Linked DNA regions of Mus musculus: regions 1, 2 and 4 are each linked to region 3. The links are chromatin loops, found by intact Hi-C in ENCODE. Cell type or tissue: heart. All regions are shown on one strand.

Region 1 (2,500 bases), 660 kb after region 3:
CAATGAGAACATAGAAGTGCTGCACCATGCCCAGTTCACACGCTACTTTTATTAGAACCATTTTCGTTTTGTTTTGTTTTGTTTTGTTTTGTTTTGTTTTGTTTTGTTTTTCTAATGATTCTACTAACTTCACGGATGACCTTCCCTCTGGTACCTTGAAGAAACAAAGTTCTCTCTTGGACCGACTCCTCCACCGGAGCCCCTGTTCTGCCACTGTACCTTCTTCCTGTTCTGAGACCCTGTATAGCCTTGTGGGCTGGGTGAGATAGCTCAGCCCTGCCAGCCCCTGTATCAGTCTCTGCTTCTATATTTCCTTACACCCTTGGCAGCAAGCCTGAATTCAAACTGCCTCGATGCCACAGTCAGCTTCCTGAGCATCTCTGCTCTGCCCTCCCCCCCCCCCCCAGGCTTCTCTGTGTTCGACTCCAAGTAGGATGGGAGACCACGTGGTTTCTTTGCCCGGCATGTACGATATGCACAATTTTGCTGCCCACCAAACAGGCTATCTGAACAAAGAGGGGGGGGGGGAGAGAGAGAGAGAGAGAGAGAGAGAGAGAGAGAGATATCCTTGTGCTGTCTAAGCTGTCTGCTTTGTGATCTACACCATGAGATTTTTTTCCGCTGGAAATCTTAGTGTTATTACTATGCTGAACTTGCTGGATGCTCCTGGCTATGCTCAGACTGTCCCAACTCTCCTAAATATAACCATCCTGGTGCCACTAAACCTGGGTGAGTTCAGAATGCAGAACTTTACGCTGAGAGACATGCTGGACCAGACAGAGACAAAACCTTTAAATATTGTCATTTTAAAGGAATATTGTCATTTTAAATGACCGTTCCCAGTTCAAGAAAACAAAACCCATGTATGAGTTTCCCCAGATTTGGATTTGCATTAAAAGACACACTTTTATTTCTCGGCAGTGACTTGTGCTTTCTTTCAGAGCCCCTCACTGTTCGTTTTTACAAAAGGAATTTGGTTTTCTCTGGCTTCCTGGGACTCCCCGTGCCCTTAAACTGCAGTCGGCAGCGGAGTTCAGACTAACTGCTTTCGTTCCCATTTCTGGTCTTCAGGCCTGTCTGTCACAACGAGCTAAACCCAAACAAACCATTCCAGGGGCCCCCATAAAGCCACGTGAGAGCTATGACAGGAAGAGAGTGGTTTCAGAAACTACTTTGAAGGGACCAGAGTAATCTCTTTAGCCCAGAGCCCTGAAGATCCTGTTGCCAGAAGTACGGATATGATAGCTCAATTCCCCCGCACTCAAGCTTCTTCCTCCTCCTCCTCTTGCTTCCAAATAAATAGCTCTCTGGGGCAGTGATGTCTACATCAAAAGCCACTTGTCACTCAGTGGCCTTCCCAGATGGGAAAGTGTTTGTTTTGGCTGAGAATGACAATTTTCTCTGCATCCGGAGGTGGACTCTCTCGCAGGCCTAAGCAGGGTAAGGTTGCAGCTGCCAGTTCTTCCCAGCTGCCATCCCCCAGAAAGGTCAGAGGAAGTAAAGACAATGAAGGCCGGCTTCCCCAGAGCATGCGTGCATAGGCACAAACGCACGAACCTAGAACTGGAGACTCCCAAAACGGAGCAGAACCTGCTGGCTGAGAAGGCCTTTAATCTCATCTCTGGAGTCTAGTTAGCAACATCAGTGCTTGGCAAACTCTGAGATCTTGATAGAGGGTGAGTACACACATGGAGATCAGAGGACAATTTGTGGAGAGCCCTTGCTTGCCCATTTTGTTGCGGCAAGGTCTTGTTTCTGACACAGAGCAGGGTAGTACCCGACTAGCTGGTAGTTCACACGCTTCTAGATGATTCTCTTGTCTGCACCTCCCTTCTTGTTATAGGAGGAATGGGATAATGGATACCTGCCTCTACAATCAAGCTTTTAGGTCAGTTCTAGGAATTGAACTACAAACAACAGTAACAACAGACACCACTCGTGAGGTAAAATATCCAAATCTTAACTGTTTAACCACTTCGTGCATCCAGAAGACTCCTAAGGAAATGTATTTTCATTCATGTTTGTAGAACATGCCAACCCTGGAGGTCGTCATGTCTTGCCTGGAGATCGTCTTGCCAGTCACGCATCACAATGAGATGACTGTCTGATGTTCTCTGAGGCCTTAGCAGTTGTGGCTATTTTGGTTGATAAAGACTGTGGCTTTGTTTAGTTATTAAGAGCTGTAATAATCTTGGCAAGTTTTCTGAAATCCCTTTTGACACCCCTCAGACACTTTCAGTGGGGTACCACATGACCTCAGTATTCTTAGTGCAAAATACATTTGCCCATCCCACAGTTTATGGGTATCTGGATTTGGCAAAATGATTATGATTTCTATGCATTTATGTGACATATTTTCTTTTATTATTATCTTTAATTGAAAATTCCTACCATGTAATCTGATTATGGTTTTCCCTCCCCCATCTCCCGAACCATCTGACTCTCCCCCATCTCTCTCTCCCTCCCTTTGTTTTTCTCTAGAAAACAAACCAGAATAAGG
Region 2 (2,500 bases), 210 kb after region 3:
TCTCCAGATATTGAAAAAGCAAGGTGTGATAGTAAAATCTATTATTCTGTCAGTACCAAACAATGAATCCGATACTGTTTTATCTTTATTTATCCCCAGAAAATGAAGGTAAATCATAATACAAAATTAAATGTAAAAATCGAATAAGATTGTAAATTGATGTACAGTCTTCAGATTGACTCACATTCATCTCCGCCATGTGCATCTTGTGGCTTTAATGTTATCCACCTTCTTTAGTAGTAAGAAGAGCTGGCTTGCTGGATGGGCATGGCAGTGTACACCTTTAATCCCAGCACTTGGGAGGCAGAAACAGGCAGATCTCTGAGGCCGGCCTGGTCTACAGAGTGAGTTCCAGGGTAACCAGGGCTTCACAGAGAAACCCTATCTTGTAAGATCAAAACAAAACCAATCCAGCAAAAAAATTAGCTGGCAGATACAGCCAGTCAAGGCGCAACTTCAGGGCATGAATTCTCTTAGTCTTTGAAGTAACTATATAAATTAGGTTCCAATATATCCTTTCGGCAGAAGGAGGAATGGGCATGAGGAACCAGTGGCCGGAAGTGTGTGACTCATGAACAGCAGGACACAGACCCAAATTCTGAATGTTCACTACAGTCTGGCTCTCTATTGATGTGTTTTGCTGTGTCTGAATTATTATTGAAACAAATTTAAAGGCTTATTACTCTTGTCTGTCCCCCACTGAAGCTTATCTGGTCATCTCCCTCATAGCTCATGCATTAGTGGTCAGAGAATGGTTAAGAGCCAGCCACAAAGGAGAACATTTGTAGCACAAGGTTGCATTGCTTCCCATGGCCAAATTCAAGTTCCCAACCTGAGAAGAGACATGCGCTAGCACCTCATTGCGCAGTATTTTTCTCACACAAGCCCCACAAACAGCACAGACTCAAGACCACAGGAAGTAACAAAGTAAAAGATAGAGAACAATTTTTTCTTTTTTTTTAATTAGATATTTCTTTTATTTACACTTCAAATGTTATCCCCTTTCCTAGTTTCCCCTCCGAAAATCCCCTATCCCCTTCCCCCACCCCCTACTCCCCAACCTACCCACTCCCACTTCCTGGTCCAGGCATTCCCCTATACTGGGGCATAGAGCCTTCACAGGACCAAGGGCCTCTCCTCCCATTGATGACAGACTAGGACAGAGGATGACAATTTTCTTAATTTAAATGTAAGTTGACTAATTATGCGTTATGGAAGTGTAATTGGTATACTCTAATTCTAATTAAAAGGTTACATTTCTGGAAATTAAACAATTAGCTCTCAAGGTCCCATCCTTCAAAGGTAGTTCATTCTACTGGAAGTTTGTTTGTTTTGAATGTAAATTAAGTCACGGGTGAAACGGAGGCCTTGAATCACAGTCTCAGTGGAGTCACTACTGAGTCTTCTAAGGTCACAAAACTGCTCACCTAAGGGCAAATGAGGGCTGACCTCTAAGGCAGAGAGGTTTGCGTTCTGTTCTGCCACCTGGTGGCTGTCATTGGAAACTGCTCCTGTTCGCAGCTGCTCTCCAGTGCTCGCGGATGGAACGTGTCACGTGACCCTTCCTGGCGTACTCGCCCTTGAAGCTATAATTAGGCTTGCCGTAGATAATCGGACTCTTTTCATTCTATCGTCCCCCCATACTAAGATCTTTAAAAGAAATTCCCACACGTGGGGCCAGAGGGCAGTTGAGTGACACATGAGCGGTTTTTTTCTTTGCCCCCCCTACCGTGAGCAAGCACCTCAGCTGCTCAGGGTGGAAAAACAGCTATGCCCAGGCTTGGCTTGGAAATGTCACCCAGGGTCTCCCTTATCCTAGCAAAGCTCATCTTGCTATTGTTTAATTGGTTTACAGGCACTTGGGAGTCTGGATTTTAAATATTCCTTCCCAAGATTCCCCAGTTTCCTGGGTTGAATATAGCCACAATCCCAGTTTCAATTGTCAATCATGCACTTCCATCCATCAATCCTGCGGTATCATCGTGGACCTATTTTTAAGACAATGAGAACATCCATCTGTACTGTCGGCTTGGAAATGATAAGGTCATTGTTGCTATGCTAACCCATACGACAGCTCCCATCTTTAATGTATTTAAATGTAATCCTCTATTAGAGGGTGGCTCCCAACCATTCTCCCATCTTCTTCATTTTTGTGCCGTCTGCTCGGAATCCATTCATACCACGGACATCTGCTGAGCTCAGTGGCAGGCTGGTATCTTGGCTGGGTGATGTAGACAGAAGATGAAGCCCAGGAGAACACTTGAAAGGCTTGGTGTGGTTCCCTCAGAGTGTCAGGAACTCTTCTGAGGCCTTATCGACTGAGCTCTCTGGCTCAGAAGGGGACACATTTGGAAGCATCTGCTGAGGCAGGGTGCTGCGGGTGCTGCTGATGAGAGTGACTTGCTCTAAGCAGAAGAGTTGGCAAGGGTTTGTGATGCGCACCGGCTGACCTCAAAGTGAATGTAGAATTTGGTCAGAAGGAAAGGATAGGAAAGCTGTG
Region 3 (2,500 bases):
AGTTCTGTGAAAAACGTCAATGACAGTAAGTCTTTCTCCTTTCCTATCTACATTTTGACTTCTGAGAAGAACATTAGAAATAGATTATATTTACCAAATAATTGATATTTGGACTTTTATTAAACTTTCTAACATTATCAAATATGGAATTAGATATCCAATATATCATATAAGAAAAATAAACCTTTCCCTTTTACAATTAGTTTTGCAGGATACATTGAATTTGAGGTTCCCCTAGCACACCTTTAGTGAATGCCTTTAAGAAACAAACACATGAGAGTCACGGAGTTGAGAAGACCCACTCAAAATTTGGGTCATGCCCTCTAATGGCAGCCTACATGAAAGGACCTGGAAAATGGAAGATTGTGCCCTTTGCTTGCTTGCCTGTCTATCTGTCCTGTCTATCTGTCCTGCTGCTGAGGCACTGTTTTCCTAGATGGGACTCCAACAAGACTGAAGACCAGCTGACATCCTAGTAGACTGAACTGCTACAGGAATCCTGACCTTTCATCAGCCATTGTTGGACATTTCAGACCATATCTGTAAACCACTCTAATCAATTCGTGTGTGTTGGTGTAACTTAACATAGTCAGTTTAAAGATTGTAGGCAGCAGCATCCCATGAGTTGGAGTCCTGGGCTTCGTAAAGTGGAGAAAGCAAGTGGAACACCAGAATTCATCTCTTTGCTTCCTTACGCCCAGTTCTCCCACTGCCATAGCTAGAACCATCTAGTACCACATCACTGACTACAGTATGTTATACCTCAAAACTCTTCCAAAATAAGCTGTTTATAAGAAACATCAAGTTATTTGGAAAATTGTAGGGTTTCTCCTGTTGCAAATTGTACACATGCGCATTAAAGTGAGCAAAGGGGTTACATCTTTAAATATCAACACAGAGAGGGCAGAGACAGGCAGATCCCTGTGAGTTCAGGGCCTACTCTGCTCTACATAGTGAGTTCCAGGCCAGCCAGGGTTTCATACTGACACCTTTCCTGAGAGAGAGAGAGAGAGAGAGAAAGAGAGAGAGAGAGAGAGAGAGAGAGAGAGAGAGAGAGAGAGAGAGAGAGAGAGCTGTTTGTGTCATTCGTTAGTGGTGTGTGTGTGTGTGTGTATCCTCTTGTATCCCTGCCTTGCTCCTTACCCACCTGTGGCAGGAGGGAGAGAGCCATCCCTGCCTCCTACTGGCTGCAGCACCCGAGAGCAGAACCCACGCTCCTGGGCAGCACAGTAGAGCTGCCCTGATGGTGCAGGCACAGGTGATCTGGCCCCAAGGACAGGCAGTCTGGAGAGCTGACCCTGCCCCTTGTTGGCTCCAGTGCTGGGTGAGTTAGCTGGGGCGGTGCTGGAGAGCTCACCCTGGTGGTGGGATGTGGAATATCTGCTAGGCTGACCAACTCAGCCACCTCCCAGGCCCAGATCCGGGGCTTTGAGTTGGCCAACCCTAAGATCTACCCCATCTGTGACCTGCTGGAAAGGGCCAGCCCTGCAGAACCAAAGCTGCAGGCTCTCCATGACGCAGGGCAACAACAGGATATCTGAGAGGAGGCCTGGTGAGGATCCAGTATTGATAGTGTAGCAGAAGCCAGAGGCCTCTAATCAGGCCAATGCCTCACTGCAATGAACATTGGCAAGTAAAGGCCTGTGGATACACATTCGGGGACACACTGACATATTACAGCTTCCACGACAAGATTTTTTTAAAATAATTTTTTATTCTATCTTTTCTTTTGTGGGGGAGGTTGTAAGGGCAAAGGGTAGATATGAATAAATGGGCAGATGAATAGGATTGGGGTGCATACTAAGAAATTCACAAAGAATGAATAATTTTTTTAAAAAAAGGAAAAGAAAGAAAGCAAGAAAAACCTGTATTGTATCGAAGTTGAACACAACTGGAGCTCAAGTAAAACTGATCAGAAAGTTCTTTAAGTGCCAGCAGAGGGCAGTCCACCCCAAACTTCTACTTTTGAAGTTTAGTAATCGGTTTTCCTAATTCAAAGTACTAACAGGCTTTCAGTCTGTTGAAAATTGATAAGCACACAGTCAGAGAAGATTTGCTTAGCATTCGAGGAGCTCTAGGTTCAATCTTCCATAACCCCCGCCAAAAGAACTATTAGTCAGGTTTGGCCAGTAGAAAATTTATATGGAAGTGTTCAAATGTTTTCAAAGGTTTATTACTTATTTTATATTCTTACATTAGATAGCAAATTAATTAATTTTACTATGTGTTGTGATGGATGCTGTTGTTTATGATTGGAATAAAATCTTTTCCTTATATTTTGGCACTCTTATTTTGCTGGGCAAGAGGCACACATAAAAATAGGATCGAATGTGGTTTTTTTTCCATTTTTTATTAGGTATTTAGCTCATTTACATTTCCAATGCTATACCAAAAGTCCCCCATATCCACCCACCCCCACTCCCCTGCCCACCCACTCCCCCTTTTTGGCCCTGGTGTTCCCCTGTACTGGGGCATATAAAGTTTGCCAGTCCAATGGGCC
Region 4 (2,500 bases), 350 kb after region 3:
CTTTCTTCCTTCCTTCCTTCCTTCCTTCCTTCCTTCCTTCCTTCCTTCCTTCCTTCCTTTCTTTAAGTAAAAAACCTACTTTATTTTGGGTTCTTAAACACTTCAACCTCCCTTCTAACCCACCAATCAGAGGTTGGGGAAAAAGAAGGTTAATAGAAAAATGGTGTTGTGGACCTGCTTACAAGGAGTTCCTTGGAGTGGTTCCGCTCTTATTGTCAGGATACCAACAGTCCGGTCCAATAGCAAACATCATAACACCAACCAGTAGCAGCCGCACCATCCAGCAGAAACAGCAAGGCTCCGCCGAATGGGCACAAGTCAGCGGAAGCGGACCGTTCTGGCTGGAATACCACAAGAACTTCTTTGGCGCATTTCTGTCTATAAAGTAAAGAGCAACGAAGACCAGTGAAGACCAGCGAGGCGTTGTATGGCGTAGCAATACGAGAGCACCCTCCTATTGTTTGTGGGGTTCCATTTATATTCTTTCTAAACATCAACCGCCCTCTCAAGTGTCTATTTTCAGCAAAAAAAAAAAAAAAAAACATTACATGCCCTCTCACAAGACGGCGTCAGGAAAACATCACATGACACAACTGGGTTGTTAAAGAAACCAGAAATTTCCACTTCACTGCTGTCTCTGCAAGGACCAGTGCAGGCAGCTAGGTTTTAAGGGAGCAAAGGGCCAACTTGGTTTTTTTTTCCCCAATATTTTGCTCTAATTTTCTCTAGGATGAGCTTTCTCTGCCTGTGGATGCGTTTCCACGGCTTTCCCTACACATCTTTAGGTACCAGCAGCAACTCCTTAGATTTCTCCTGCTCCTGACTAGGGAGCAGGCGTCATGGCGTCTAGTGGACTTCCTTTTTAGTCACTCGCCCTGGCTATGAGCTCCCTTCCTCTATGTTTGCTCTCCTTTGGGGTTCACGGGGAGAGGGAAGAAGAATGGAAGATCTCAAAAAAGTTTCAGACTGACGTCCCTCCTTACGTCTTGCCCGCTTCTGTGTGCCAAGGGACAAATGTTGATTTTTTTGTCCTAGAGCGCCCTCTTGTGGCTCCACAGGGCACAACCTTCTGCGACCCCATTGATGCTCGCTCGGAAGCTGCTGCAAGTGTTCCTTTCCGCAGAGGCACTTCTAGAGGGGCTTCATTTCCTGCAGCCCAGGTCAAGGACAGTTTCCTTCTGTTGGGCGCGCTTCTGACTCATAGGAACCAGAGCTTCTGTGAAGCCTCTACTACCTTACGCTAGCCCTCTCCTTTCCACCCCTTGCCTTTTCCGTTGCTTAAAGCTCAGCAAAGCTTTTTTTTTTTTTTTTTTTGCTGTGGCTATGGGTGGGATAATAGTCTCTTGACTATTTTCCAAACGGCAGGTGGATTCATTTTCTCACTCGGTCTTCCACGTCTCTTTTCTGTATCTAGTCAGAAGTAGGTGAGTGGTAGAGGGAGACTTTTTTGTTCTTGTTATTTGTTTATTTTTACCTAGTCCCAGTGAGGAGAATTACTTAAAATCTCTACGGTTTCAAAGGACGCCAGGCCCCCCTACCATCCTGTTTAGTGATCCCTTGGCCTTCCCTTCTGAACTTGGGGGGGAATGATGGGTAATAGGCTTATGATGGGGGGGGTGGTATTGAGAATCACTGCTAGTTTTGCAGAAACGGCTAACAGCCTGATCTACACATAGAGGTATTCACACCACCGACCGTCAGTTTGAGACCCTTGGATTAAACTCTATGTTTAAATGCTCGGGGGGGGGGGGTTCAGTGTTAGCCCCCTTTTACAAAAGATCAAACTTAAGACTCAGAAAGGTTAAGCAGCCCACCCAGGTTTTGTATGACGAAGGCATGGTGAATGTGAACTTATTTACTGTCTTCCAATATCCCACCAAAACCGTTATTTCTTAAAGACTCAGAGGGAAGAGGGAGGAGGAGGGAGGCGGGAGGACGGAGGAGAGAGGGAGGATTATGACTTAAGCTCTCAGTTCAGAATTTGATGGAAAGGGAAACCTGGCTTTAAAGTCAGCTTCACAAACACACCAGGTCTGATCTCTTTTGGGATCCAAATTGAGCTGAAGGTTCTGTTATTAAAACAACAACAACAAACAAATAAACAACAACAAAATCCCTCAAACAAACAACCAAGATGTCATGGAGTTTGGGTGAGTGTTTGTAGGTCTCTAGAGTTCCGAACAAAGGCTGATACCTGGTGGTTTCCAAAGCCCCTTTCCCCTTTACTGTGGACTAATAGGGCCAGGGAGGGAGGTGGAAATCAGTTACATTGTAACACTTGTGGGATGGAGGTAGAAATCAGTTACATTGTAACACTTGTGGGATGGAGGTAGAAATCAGTTACATTGTAACACTTGTGGGATGGAGGTGGAAATCAGTTACATTGTAACACTTGTATAAAAGGATGGACTCGGCTATTGTGAGGCTCAACTCCTTTCTCTTTGCTGTGTGTGATGTTGGTGTTTAGAGTTTGTTTTCCACTGATACTTGTGGTGGTTAC

The links. A loop is a pair of places that touch in the nucleus more often than their neighbours do. Peaks named below come from ENCODE experiments on the same cell type or tissue, not always from the same donor. Only the 100,000 strongest peaks of a DNase experiment are listed, where the experiment ranks them.
Region 1: it touches region 3 in a loop (3-fold over the local background); 3 of 42 quality-filtered maps call a loop at or near these places.
Region 2: it touches region 3 in a loop (5-fold over the local background); 34 of 42 quality-filtered maps call a loop at or near these places.
Region 4: a loop joins it to region 3, with 5 times the contacts of the local background. A loop is called at or near these places in 25 of 42 quality-filtered maps.

Annotation. Positions count from the first base shown.
Region 1 is chr8:36,157,904-36,160,403 of GRCm38, forward strand. Gm38414 (predicted gene, 38414) reads left to right here. Exons shown (of 4, transcript NR_151736.1): 3 at 1,844-1,943; 4 at 2,028-2,500. Among named protein-coding and RNA genes, the nearest start is that of Gm38414, 3.1 kb to the left of the region's middle. In heart, no CTCF peak of the experiment used is centred here; a DNase peak (open chromatin) is centred at 1,408; H3K27ac peaks cover 1,810 bases.
Region 2 is chr8:35,706,530-35,709,029 of GRCm38, forward strand. It overlaps 1700015I17Rik (a long non-coding RNA gene), which reads right to left. Exons shown (of 3, transcript XR_378890.3): 3 at 1,462-2,500. Among named protein-coding and RNA genes, the nearest start is that of 1700015I17Rik, 12 kb to the right of the region's middle. In heart, a CTCF peak has its summit at 1,496 (motif pointing left); a DNase peak (open chromatin) is centred at 1,522; H3K4me3 peaks cover 499 bases; H3K27ac peaks cover 712 bases.
Region 3 is chr8:35,497,129-35,499,628 of GRCm38, forward strand. It overlaps Gm51568 (a long non-coding RNA gene), which reads left to right. Exons shown (of 2, transcript XR_003947532.1): 1 at 1-25; 2 at 204-2,276. Among named protein-coding and RNA genes, the nearest start is that of Eri1, 2.8 kb to the left of the region's middle. In heart, CTCF peaks have their summits at 1,361 and 1,943 (motif pointing right); a DNase peak (open chromatin) is centred at 1,353.
Region 4 is chr8:35,849,546-35,852,045 of GRCm38, forward strand. No RefSeq gene overlaps it. Among named protein-coding and RNA genes, the nearest start is that of Cldn23, 24 kb to the left of the region's middle. In heart, a CTCF peak has its summit at 1,058 (motif pointing left); a DNase peak (open chromatin) is centred at 1,006; H3K4me3 peaks cover 626 bases; H3K27ac peaks cover 241 bases; H3K27me3 peaks cover 82 bases.